Linked DNA regions of Homo sapiens: region 2 is linked to region 1. The links are chromatin contacts, found by Hi-C or POLR2A ChIA-PET in ENCODE. All regions are on one chromosome and are shown on one strand. The core of a region is the stretch at or near the end of the contact, and the rest is flanking DNA. Distances in the headings are between cores, read along the strand shown. Region 1 holds the start of ADAMTS13 (ADAM metallopeptidase with thrombospondin type 1 motif 13). Region 2 overlaps SARDH (sarcosine dehydrogenase).

Evidence for each region. A loop is a pair of places that touch in the nucleus more often than their neighbours do. ChIA-PET counts read pairs that join two places held with the same protein, here RNA polymerase II (POLR2A).
Region 2: a map of breast epithelium shows a loop between it and region 1 (4-fold over the local background). The contact joins the enhancer-like site here to the promoter of ADAMTS13 in region 1. A Hi-C loop is called at or near these places in 1 of 168 maps with a recorded cell type or tissue (breast epithelium). POLR2A ChIA-PET finds 5 or more read pairs at or near these places in 2 of 52 experiments (activated T-cell and naive thymus-derived CD4-positive, alpha-beta T cell).

The regions. Positions count from the first base shown.
Region 1 is chr9:133,418,770-133,424,249 of GRCh38, reverse strand. It overlaps ADAMTS13 (ADAM metallopeptidase with thrombospondin type 1 motif 13), which reads right to left and starts at 1,883. Exons shown (of 29, transcript NM_139027.6): 1 at 1,702-1,883; 2 at 1,083-1,149. The coding sequence starts at 1,806. RefSeq lists enhancers at 2,129-2,188, 2,309-2,358, 2,589-2,728.
Region 2 is chr9:133,681,491-133,688,023 of GRCh38, reverse strand. It overlaps SARDH (sarcosine dehydrogenase), which reads left to right. Exons shown (of 21, transcript NM_001134707.2): 17 at 2,738-2,831. Among named protein-coding and RNA genes, the nearest start is that of DBH-AS1, 27 kb to the right of the region's middle. RefSeq lists an enhancer at 2,116-2,616. Within about 2 kb of position 4,088, at least 13 of the 41 ENCODE cell types and tissues checked have a DNase peak (open chromatin) inside an H3K27ac peak, as active enhancers do.

The DNA.
Region 1 (5,480 bases), core at 634-3,133:
GCTGGCAGGTCTTGGAAGGATGGCCTTCCGAAGTCAAGACATTGCGTGTCACCCCCACCCCAAGAGCCAGACCCCATTAGTGACTAGGCACGCAAAGGGCAGGGCCCAGGAGGAGCTGTTGGGCTATTGTGTGCTTTGGGTCACCCCATCAAGACAAGATTCCCACTGCCCTGGTGGCTCTGCCCAAAGGGGAAAGCCCCTGCCCTGCCTCCTGGACCCTGCTCTGGGCACAGGTGTTTCACAAGTAACATCATGGACCCCGACAGGAAACTGAACACGAGTGGAGCCCAGTGGTCTCTTGGGAAGCAGGGGCCCAGGCCAGCCCTCACTGTCCTCTCCCAAGGGAGCCCTTAGAGGGTCAGGGACCCTGGGCAATGATCTCCCAGCCTTTCAGGAGCGGCAGCGCTGGAAGGACCCAGGCTATGGGATACCCAGACAGCGTCGGCTGCATCCAGCCCCCAGCGTGGCCCCAGGCACTGGTCAGTGTGCCTCTGGCCTAGACCACAAAGAACCAGGTCACAAAGTGGGCCTTGCCCTCCTGTTGCCCCTGACCACTAGCCCACCTGCCTCTGGCCCCCATCAGCCATTAGTCAAGTTGCCAATGGCCCTACTGGGAAGGGGGCTCGCACCGGAGAAGGTCACAGACATGGGCCTGTGGGCAATGGGGACAGGCCTTTATCATAAGGAAATCCATGGCCTTAGGAGGTAGCCTGAGCCAGTACCTATCTTGTTTCCCACAGAAGGAATAAATATTTACATCCACGGTCAGAAACCACAAGAGCTCCTGAAAATCAGCCAGCTCAGCAGAGGCCATGGGGCAGGAGGGGCCAGCCAATCGGTGACCGTTCCCTTGTGATATTTAACAGAAGCTAGGGTGAGAACCCTGGCCTGGCTGGAACACCCAGACCAGCTTATATCAACTTGGCAGGAAGTAACAGAGTTAATTAACAGGGTTGACAGCAGCTTCTCTGACCTTCTCCTTCCAGATCCACCAAAAATCCCAGACCACTGACTCAGTGGTGAGATACCCCTTGAAAGTCCTGAGAAACTCCCCCCGGGAGAGAAGACACCAGGACAAGTACCTTTTAAGGGAGCACCAGGGCTCAAGTAAGAAGACACGGCCTGTGGCTCCAAAGCCTGAAGACAACTCTGCAAGACAAAAAGAGATGGATGGGGCCGGGCATAGTGGCTCTGGCCTGTAATCCTAACACTTGGGGAGACCGAGGTGGGAGGATCACTTGAGTCCAGGAGTTTGAGACCAGCTGGGGCAACATAACAAGACCCCATGTCTTAAAAAAAAAAAAAAAAAAAAAAAGAGAGAGAGAGAAAGAAAAAAGAACAAAAAGAGATGGATGAAGAGGGAGACAGGAGGCAGGAGGTGGGTGAGGCCAACCAAGAAGGAGAGGGGGAAATCAGAGACAGGGAGAGGAAGGGAGAGGCAGAGAAGAGCAACCTACACAGTTTGGGACAAACTAGTATCTGTCTGTTCAGCTTCACCGAATGAGCAGGTCGTACTGAGACACCAACTCCCTCTTCAGTGAGCACACTTCATCCCCCAAAGCCCCAAGTACAGACTCCCCTGCCCAGCGCAAACCCCAAAGCTGATGTAGTCAGCTATTTGGCACTCCCCTCGCCCCAGGTAGCTCAGAATACCCCACCCAGAGGCTCCCAGAATACCCCCGCTCCTGCAAATGAGCCCACCTGCTGGAAATGGGAGGGTCCCCAGCAGCCCAGGAGAAAGCCACAGGCAAGGATTCCGGCCACACAGAGGGGAGGGCATCTTGCCCGGGGGTGACGCTGGTGCATCCTCAGGAGAGCCAGCCCGAGGAGTGGAGCGGAGTGAGAGGGGGCCTTGGTGACTGGGAATCTGGTCAGTATGGAATGGGACAGGCCTGCTCACTACTGGGCGGGACGATTAGGCAGTGTTTACTCTTGGAAGCTTCCTGCCAGGGCAGGGGCCGTGGCTAGGGTGGGCGGCCTGCAGCTCCTCCTGCTGCAAGCTGGGCCTTGCTCTAAGATGGTTGCAGTTCAGGGTAACCTGCAGCCCAGTCCTGCACACCAGACAGCTCTCCGGATGTGCACGCCCACCCCCTTAGAGGAGGCCTAAGCCATCTAATCTGGAGAAGGGACACTGGACCAGAAACCCACAGACGGGGGTTCACAAGGAATGCCAGGACCTCGGCTGACTCCCTCTCCGGGGTCCCCGCTCCCATCTGACAGATGAGAGGCTGTGCCAAAGACATCGTGGTTCTGGCTCAACTCTCCACCTACTCTGTGCCTGCGCCTGATGAGGAGAGTCGCAGAAGCAGGCTGCACGGCACCAGATCTCAGCATCATCACAAACGGCCTGGCAATCCCCTTCATCTCCTGGAAGACTCACTTCACATGCTCCAAACCACTCTTTTACACCCACAGAGCCGCACAAGCTGATGACCAGCAGGGGGATTCACCTTGTCTTTCCACCCCTCAAAGTGCAGCCTCTCTCCTCCTCTGCGATCAGGGAGGACACACCTACACTTCCTGCCAGGCCCTGGCTCTGGATCCCTTCCCAGCTCTCTCCTCCTGCATCGTTAGTTTCTGCCCCTCTGCTAGAGCCATTCATTCATTCCTTCAGCCAACAAATGTTTCACTGAGCCCCTGAAACAGGCCAGGCTCTGTGCTAGACACCAGGAAAGCAGCCCCAAGCCAGGCAGACAGCAGCCTCGGCCTCTCACAGCTTAAATTCTAGGGAAGAGAGCCAGACAGCAAAGTTGCTAGACAGACACATGTTGTATATGTAGTATGTTCAAAGGTGGTAAGTGTTATGGAGAAAAATACAGCAGAATAAAGGAATGGGGGACTGGAGGGAAGGGTGTGCTTTCATGCAGGAAGGTAAGGAGGCTGTTGGAGAAGGGGGCATGCTTAGATATCGAGATCCTGGTACCTGGCTCACTCCATCAGCATGAATGACTCTCCTGTCTCTTTTTGGTTTTTGTTTGTTTTTTGAGACAGAGTCTTGCTGTGTCACCCAGGCTGGAGTGCAGTGGCACGATCTCGGCTCACTGCAACCTCCGCCACCCAGGTTCAAGTGATTCTCCTGCCTCAGCCTCCCTTGTGGCTGGGATTACAGGCACCCGCCATCACGCCTGGCTAGTTTTTGTATTTTTAGTAGAGGTGGGGTTTCGCCATGTTGGCCAAGCTGGTCTCAAACTCCTGACCTCAGGTGAGCTGACTGCCTCGGCCTCCCAAAGTGCTGGGATTACAGGCATGAGCCACCAAGCCCAGACACTCTGGTGTCTCTTGATTACAATCAACAACCTTCCCTTGACCCACACTGTCCTCCTGCCATAGCCCTGTTTCTGGCTGTCTTTAAGAACTTAGAAACATTATTTTCAGTGGCTATCTCCACTTCCTTGCCTTCAATTCCCACATACCATTGAAATTGATCTTTAAAAGGTCACCAATAACTTTGTGAACCCTGAAAGAGCCAATCCTTCTTGATGGATCCCAAGTTACTAACTGGGCCTAAATTCAAAGTAGGACCTAGCAGCCATTTGCTGACTAGGGTCACACACACATTCTGCGTTCCTGGAAAGCCCCCACTCTCACTTAACTCTGGGATGGTTTCACAGCTATCTGTTCCTGTTTATGCCGCCAGAATCAACCCATCGACTGTGACCTGCATCGACCAATCTGAACTCAGCAAGTATTAACCAATCAGAACTAAGCAAGTGTGCCTTCCTCATTTGCATAAGTGGACCAAAGTGGGAACCTGGGCAGGAAGTTCTCTACAAAAGACGACCTCTTTCTTTGTTCTCTTTGTTCCCTGGAATGCACCTTTGTACAGAAGGCTGCATTGCCCTGGTTTACAAACTGCTGGAACAAAGTTTTTTTCCTTTTTTAAAAAGAAAACCTGGGCCAGGTGTGGTGGCTCACGCCTTTAATCCCAGCACTTTGGGAGGCCGAGGCAGGTGGATCACGAGGCACGCGGATCATGAGGTCAGGAGTTCGAGATCAGCCTGGCCAGCATAGTGAAACCCCGTCTCTTTTCAAAAATACAAAAATTAGGCTAGGTGCGGTGGCTCACGCCTGTAATCCCAACACTTTGGGAGGCTGAGGCGAGAGGATCACCTGATGTCTGGAGATCCATACCAGCCTGGCCAACATGGAGAAACCCCATCTCTACTAAAAGTACAAAATTAGCCGGGCGTGGTGGCACATGCCTGTAATCCCAGCTACTCGGGAGGCTGAGGCAGAAGAATCACTTGAACCCGGGAGGTGGAGGTTGCGGTGAGCCGAGATTGCGCCATTGCACTCCAGCCTGGGCGACAAGAGCATAACTTCGTCTCAAAAAAAAAAAAAAAATTAGCTGGGCATGGTGGCGTGCACCTGTAGTTCCAGCTACCCAGGAGGCTGAGGCAGGAGAATCGCTTGAACCCGGGAGGTGGAGATTGTGGTGAGCCGATATCACGCCACTGCACTCCAGCCTGGGCAGCAGAGCAAGACTCCGTCTCAAAACAAACAAAAAAAAAGAAAACCCTTTTCGGTGGACTTGCTGACAATCTCAGTGCCATATCTGGTTCCCATCTCTCTGTCCTCGTCCTTCTCAGCCTCTCAGCAGCATCTGATGTGGTTTATTCTCCCCCTGGATTCTCTGATGCCACTCACATCCGCTTCTCCTCCCACTGCACTGACTGCTCCCCCTCAGCCTCCTCTGCTGCTTCGCCCCTGGAGAGCCCCCAGCACCTGCTATCTGGTCTTAACCCTTCACTCCCTATATTGGTACTCTCTCTTTGGATGAACTAACCCAGGTTCATGTTTCAACACTAATTATGTGCTGACGATTTCCAAATTACATCTCCAGCACTGACCCTTCCCTAAGCTTAGGAATCTTATATCCTGCTGCTGATTAGACGTCTCTCCTTGGTGACTGACGGCCCGTTCAAACTCAGCAAGTGTGAAAAGGAGCTCATGGCTCCACCCCCATACTTCACCCTGCTCCCCGCAGACATTTATTGAGATGATAAATGGCCACACCCAATTGCTCAGACCAAAATCCTAGGAGCCTCACTTCCCTGTTACTCCATCAACCTCTGCCTGTTACACACGCACATCAAATCTACCCACTCCCGGCCGGGCACGGTGGCTCACACCTGTAATCCCAGCGCTTTGGGAGGCCGAGGCGGATGGATCACTGGAGGTCAGGAGTTCAAGACAGCCTGGCCAACGTGGCGAAACCCCAGGTCTACTAAAAATACAAAAATTGGCAGAGAGTGGTGGCGTGCACCTATAGTCCCAGCTACTCAGGAGGCTGAGGCAGGAGAATCGCTTGAACCCAGGCGGCAGAAGTAAGGGAGGAGACCACCCCTCATATTGTCTTATGCCCAATTTCTGCTTCCAAATAAAGAAGTAAAAACTAAAAGGCAGAAATAAAATCCACAGGCAGACAGCCCGGCGCCGCGCCCTGGGCCTGGTTAAAGATCAATCCTTGACCTAACCGG
Region 2 (6,533 bases), core at 2,839-5,338, 260 kb before region 1:
GGACCGATCAAGGTGCGGCCCGGGGGCGGCCGGTGCGCCCAGCCTCATTATAAGCTGCTCCAGGCGGTGGCGGGGGAGGCAGCCAGGGCGGGAAGAGGAGCTCGCTGCCTCCTGGTAATTTCTTAACTTTCTCCTCCAAAATGTCCTCTATCTTTCAAAAATAACCCAAAGTTTCTTAGATGAATAATAATACTGGTGCTGCTGATAAAGGCTGCACTTTCGGAATTGTTATTCAGGACGTGCTCAGCACACCTACTGGACAATGGAGTAGGGGCTGTGTGAGCTGCTGCCCCATGGAACTTTCTGGAAATGCTCCATAACTGAGTGGTCCAACACGCAGCCACTAAACCCTGTGTGGCTACTGAGCCTTTGAAATGTGGCTAGTGGGACTGCATTTTTAATACTAGTGGATGTAAACTCAAATAGCCCCCTGTGCTGGTAGAGGCTGGGCTCGGTGGCTCATGCCTGCAACCCTAGCACTTTGGGAGGCCGAGGTGATAAGATCGCTTGAGTCCGGGAGTTTGAGACCAGCCTGAGCAACATAGCGAGATCCTATCTCTAAAAAAACAACAAAAAAATTTTTCAATTAGCTCAGCACGGTGGTGCACACCTGTAGTCGCAGCTACTTGGGAGCCCAAGGCTGGAGGATCGCTTGAGCCCAGGAGGTCAAGGCTGCAGCGAGCTGTGATTGTGCCACTGCAAGCCGCCCTGGGAGACAGGGTGACCTTGTCTCAAGCCAAAATGAAACAAAACAAACCAAAACCAATATCCTTGCGTGGCTGGGAGAGACGGTGTCGTGCAGCCCAGAACTGGCCATCGCTGTGGTCATGGTTAGCACCAGGGGCTTTGTGTGCTTTCTTGCTGGTTCCTCACAGTGGCCCGTGGCATCACAGATGAGGGACTGGGGCTTGGTAGGGTTCAGGGGTAAGTACAGGGCCTGGGACTAGAACCGGGGCCTCTGACTGGGAAGCTCGTGGACCCCTGGAACTGGGCTTCCCCTGAGGTTGCTGAGCCCATAGCCTGGGTCAGAGCCCTTCAAAGCCTTGGACCAGGTGGCAGCTCCAGGCTTCTGCCCCAGGGTCCCTTCCGTGCGGCTGCCACTCAAGGCTGCAGAGAGCATGTGCTTGTCAGGTCTGAGGCACTGGTATCACTCTCCAGGGCTTGGCACCACGTGGGTGCTGAGTGGTTACATAAGGGTCTTGGCCAACTGTACCACAGCTGAGCACCTCAGGCTGACGTGGGTGGCGGCTCCCAGCACTGTGACGATTGGGATTAGGGTCAGCAGTACTTCTGGACAGCCCACCCTGCAGCCTCAACACCTGCTGGGATCCCAGAGGGACAGAAGTGGGGGGGCGTCTCCTAGCAATGGGGGCCTCACCCTGCTGTGCCAAGCCAGGGTGTTCACAGTCAGTTCTATTTACTGAGAGCCTGCTCTGTGCCAGGCACATTGGGATAGGGGGATGCTGTTGGCACGGAGCTCCTGGGGGTGGATGCATTGGGGGTGGGTACAACCAATGTGAGAGACACCCTGGCAGGAGACTGTGGGATCTTGGACAACGAGTACCTGCCCAAGACCTAGGGAGTCAGGGAGGGCTTCCTGGGGGAGGTGACAGCTGAGCCAAGAGCTGAAGGATGACAAAGGGTTAAGTGGTGACAGGGGAAGGGGTGAGAATGCGAAGGGGCACAAGAGGGCTAGGCCTGGAGGTGGGCACGGTGCCCAGGAGGTGAGGGCTTCCTGGGAGACCATGGGTGTTGGCTCCAGTGAGGTCTCCGGTACTTGCGCAAGTGTGAGAGTAGATGTGGTGCTGGGTACCACGGAGCAGGGAAAGTGGGGAGCGAATCCCCACCCTCGCAGAGCTTAAAAGCAGGGGTGGACCCAGCAAGTCTGTGCAAACTGTCCAGTATGGACTGAGTGTCCAGTGCTCAGGAACATTCCCGGGCCCTCATAGCACTGTGGCACTCAGGTGCAGCCCTGCCCTCGGTAGGTGACAGTCCCCTAGGAGGTTGAAATGGCTCTTAGCACCTGCTGGGTGCTAAGCCCAGCTCTCTACCTCCTCCAAGTCTGCAGCCTGAGCGTCTCACACCCATGTCAGGCAGAGGACTTTGGGGCCGAGGTGCCCAGTTGGAGGGTTAGGTCAGGGAACAGAGCGGGGTGGTGTCTGGGAAGAGCACTTTCTGCAGTGGGCTGGGAGGAGGCCGGAATCTGCTCCAATCCGGCTCTGCCTTGGGCAAGTTACTCTACTCTTCTGTACAGCACTGAGGCCACCATAGCCAGCTCCTCTCTCGGGCCGTGGCTACCAAAGCAGCAGCTGAGGCCCCTCTGGCCTCTGAAGAGTTGGAAACCTGGAGAGGCCTGGGGATGTGGATTGTGGATTGTGGACCTGGTCCAGATGCTCTGTTCCTCCTGGCCTGTGGGCTTCAAGGGCATTCTATGGTTAGATAACCACTCTGGCCTCACTTCCCCATCTAAGAATCGCGAGTCCCGTTAGAGCTATCTCCAAGTCTGGCCTCCCCCAGGGGTCCTGCTAGCCCTAGCGTTACCCCGTTGGAAGGTGGCTGTCTTATGTATATTTGGAACGTACATCTGTCTTGGTGTATTTTTATTAATCCATGTTTATTGTCATCTGTCTCATGAGGACAGGGACTTATCCCACTCATGGCAGGTCCCCGGGGCCTTTCCTGCCCAGGCCCCACCCGTGAGCACTTGCTGACTGAGCGACTTTGCTCTTGCCTGCAGCCGAGCCATTTTGCAGGAGGTGCTGGACGCAGACCTGAGCAACGAGGCCTTCCCGTTCTCCACCCACAAGCTACTGAGAGCCGCAGGGCACCTGGTAGGTTCCAGCTGGCCACGTCCTCTGGGTCGTGGGTGGCAGCATGGTGTGAGGGGTGCGCCGGGGGATCTGGGGGCTGGGGGCTCTCGGGCAGGTTCCTTTGCCTCCCTGGGCCTCGGTCCCCAACTGTGAAGGGGGGACAGTGGGACCAGGCGGCCCTCCTACAGGCTGTTGGGAGCTTGGAGAGGTCATGTGGATCAAAGTCACAGCGTCTTCCATCCCTCCTCGGTGCCTGGTGCATGCCAGGGACTCAGTCCCAGGGAAGGTGGCCTTGGCCTCACTGCCTGCATCGCCACCTATTGTATCCCCTCCTGAAAGGCGCGGGGCAGCCCTCCCGAGGCCAAGTGACCTCCTGGAAACGGGAGGGCCGAGCTCTGCTGAGCAGTAGCTGGCTCCGGAGAGCTCCGTGTGGCAGCCTCCCAGCTGCCATTGTGGGCGTGGGAGGAGGGGCTGCTGGGGTGGGAGCACAGCCAGTCCCCAAACAGCACCCCACATGTCCCCCACCAACTCTAGAAAGCCTGTATCCTGGGGGCCAGAGCCCGTCCCTTCTGAGATGGTGGTAGTGTCCGGAGCCAGCACTCCATGGGACCTGGCCCCAGGCAGGAGGCTCCCTCAGAGACCAGGATCGGGGCCCAGATTCTAGTTCTGGGCCAGCACGACCCTCTTCTGGGCTTTGTTTCCTTGTTGGAAAACAGGCATCTTGGCATCTGCTTTGACTTCTCGAGGCTGAGATGAGGATGGTAAACACAGCAGCCCCTGTTTGCCGAGGGCTTCCTGTGTGCCAGACACTGTTCCGAGAACATCACAGCACACTTTCCCATGTAATCCTCGCCATAGTGCGGGCGGCTCTGTTACAGGGTCTCCCAACCTCAGCACTACTGACGTTTGGAGGAGATCCTCTCTGCTGTGAGGGCCCTCCTGTGTGACACAGGTGTGTGGCCGCCTCCCTGGCTGCCGCCCACTAGGTGCCAGTGGCACCCACCGTCGTGACAGCCACAAGTGTGTTCAGACATGGCCAAGGGTCCGCTGGGGGCAGGATCGCCCATTGAGAACCTCAGTGCATGACCACCCTGCTTGTTTGCAGGGCTGTAAGCCATGTAGTGGCAGCGGGGGCCGGGCCTCCAGAGCCCTCCAGCGCTCATGCTGGAGGAGATGTCGCCCTGCATGACGGATGTTACCCAGATGGAGCTCAGAGAGGCTGGATGGGCCAGGCTGCTCAGGGCCGCCCGGCTAAAGAAACCCAGAAAGCCCCCGATATGTGTCAGTGACACGGATGTGGCCTTCAGGAGGGGGTGGGCGGGTGCACGGCCGCGTTTGGAGGCAGCTCCCTGTCTCTCCTTCCTGTATGTTCGTCTGGGGTTTGGGTGGGGAAATGCTAAGGAAGGTTGGGGAGGAGCGAGGTCCTGGCCTGCAGAGGGACTGGAGGTCCTGGGGGACAAATCTGGGTTCTGTTAGCAGATAAACAATCTGGCGATGACTGTCAGGGAGGAGGCGGCCAGAAACTAGGGAGATCCCAGCGGCTCTGCTCTCACCTCCCCTCTCCAGAGGCTGCACAGGGGCAGGAAGCAGGGCCGGCTGTGTCTAGCTTGCTTCCTGCCTCTGTGGTGCAAAGCTGCCTGCTGGGACCAGAGAGGGTGGGCACTCAGAGAGAGCAGCACAGCTGGATCCAGGCCACACGGCCTTCAGATGGCCCGACTCCAGCTCCAGCAGGCCGGGGTCCACGCAGCATCCAGCTTTGTCTGCAGCTGGGTTCTGGTTTGCAGAAGGGGAGGGGGGCTGCGGGTTCTCCCACCTTGCTGAGGCTTGGCATAGGTGCTGCTTCTGTCTGGTTTGGCTACAGGACGGGGAGACGACCAGGTGGGAACACGTCCCCTCCCATTTGAGGCCCAGCAGCCTTGCCCCCACCCGCACGGCCACTCCAGCAAGCTGCTGGGACTTGTTCTCAGACAGGCGGCTCCAGCTGCCTCCCCTCTCCTGGGGCTGGCCCTTTCCTGGCCCTGGCAGCCTCCCCAAGCCTAGGCAGTGGCTGCCTGGGTCAGCCTCTACCTGTGTGGCCTAGGAGCCAGGCCAGGCCAGGTGCTTGCTGAGCTGACCCAAAGGCTCTGCTTCCGGGATGACATCCCCCAGAGGAACAGGCCAGGCCAAACACAGCGTGGGGGGTGCAGGGGGTGCAGGGGCCGCCTCTCCCCACAGTCTCCTGCTCATTGGTGTAAAATCACTGGTGTTGTAAAAAGCACATCACGGCTGCATAAAATACTGCTCATTGCTCGGTTTCCAACCATCACTGCGCATGGGTTTCAGCACAGGGGCTGAGTGCAGACCTCGCTTCTAGCAGTTTCCAACCATCACTGCGCGTGGGTTTCAGCACAGGGGCTGAGTGCAGACCTCGCTTCTAGCAGTTTCCAACCATCACTGCGCGTGGGTTTCAGCACAGGGGCTGAGTGCAGACCTCGCTTCTAGCAGTTTCCAACCATCACTGCGCATGGGTTTCAGCACAGGGGCTGAGTGCAGACCTCGCTTCTAGCAGTTTCCAACCATCACTGCGCGTGGGTTTCAGCACAGGGGCTGAGTGCAGACCTCACTTCTACCAAGCCCACTTTGGGCACGACCCTTGCCCCCTCAGAACAAGGATGCTGGGTCTGTGGGCAGGTCTCGTGAGCTGCGGCACGAAGCTCATCTGGCTGGGACATGGTGGTCAGCGGCATCTCAGAGGACCGTTGGGGACATTCATAGCCTGCCAATGAGTTAGCGAAAACCCCTCTAATCCCATCCCAGAGAAACCAGGGTTGACAGTTGAGTGTGTTGCCCGCCATCTTCTTTCCGTCATCTGTGACTATCTGTGGATTTTAAAATGTAATCAGGGCATCCCATGCAGTCTGTACACACTGCTTTATTCTCCGAATGTCGTGACTGTTCCCCTGTTCCTTTGAACGTTCCCCGAGAACCACTTGGAACGCCCTCAGCTGCGTCTCCAGTGCCCTGCTCATGTGTTTCACACCGGGTCCACCTCTCTGCTTTGGAAGTGGCCCCGGGAGGAACTTCCCTTGAACACCGTCCTCCCAGTAGATGCTGACTGTTGGTCTGAGAGAGGGTAGAGCTGGGCCCACCAGGTCGGAGGTATGTGCGGTTCATGGTCCCGGGTCACTCTGTGGTGTGTTCTTCTCTGTCCTTCCGTATTTCTGCGCCCCTCGCTTGCCCAGTGCTACCCTAGGTCTCAGGCGGAGTGGGAGAGAAGCACAATGCTTTCTAGGCTGGGGTCCCTGCGTGTGGGATGGGGGGGAGGGGAAACACAGGGGAGGTGGGACATGAGCGTCAACTGGCGTGCGCGATCGTGGGGACACAGGAAATAGGCGGCGGGGAGGTGCTACACGCATAAGGAGGCCCAGCTGCTGGGAAACACGCCGCGCACCGGCCGTGGCAGTTATCCATGGTGTACCTCCCAGCACCGTCAGCTCACGTAGGGCCACTGGGACTCTCAGTCAAGCACTAGTGTTTTACTAAACTTAACGATCCGTTCCCAGTGCTGTGCTTCTCGTCCTCTCCCTCACTAGCGCTCGAGAGACTCTGGAGTGAACTCTGGACATGCTGCCTGGGAGCCTGCTGGGTGCTGGATTGGGGTCCCAGGATGGAAGATGTGGCTCCTTCCCTCGATGGGCTCAGACCCCGAGTGAGGTTGGGGCCCAGGAAGGGACCTGCAGCCAC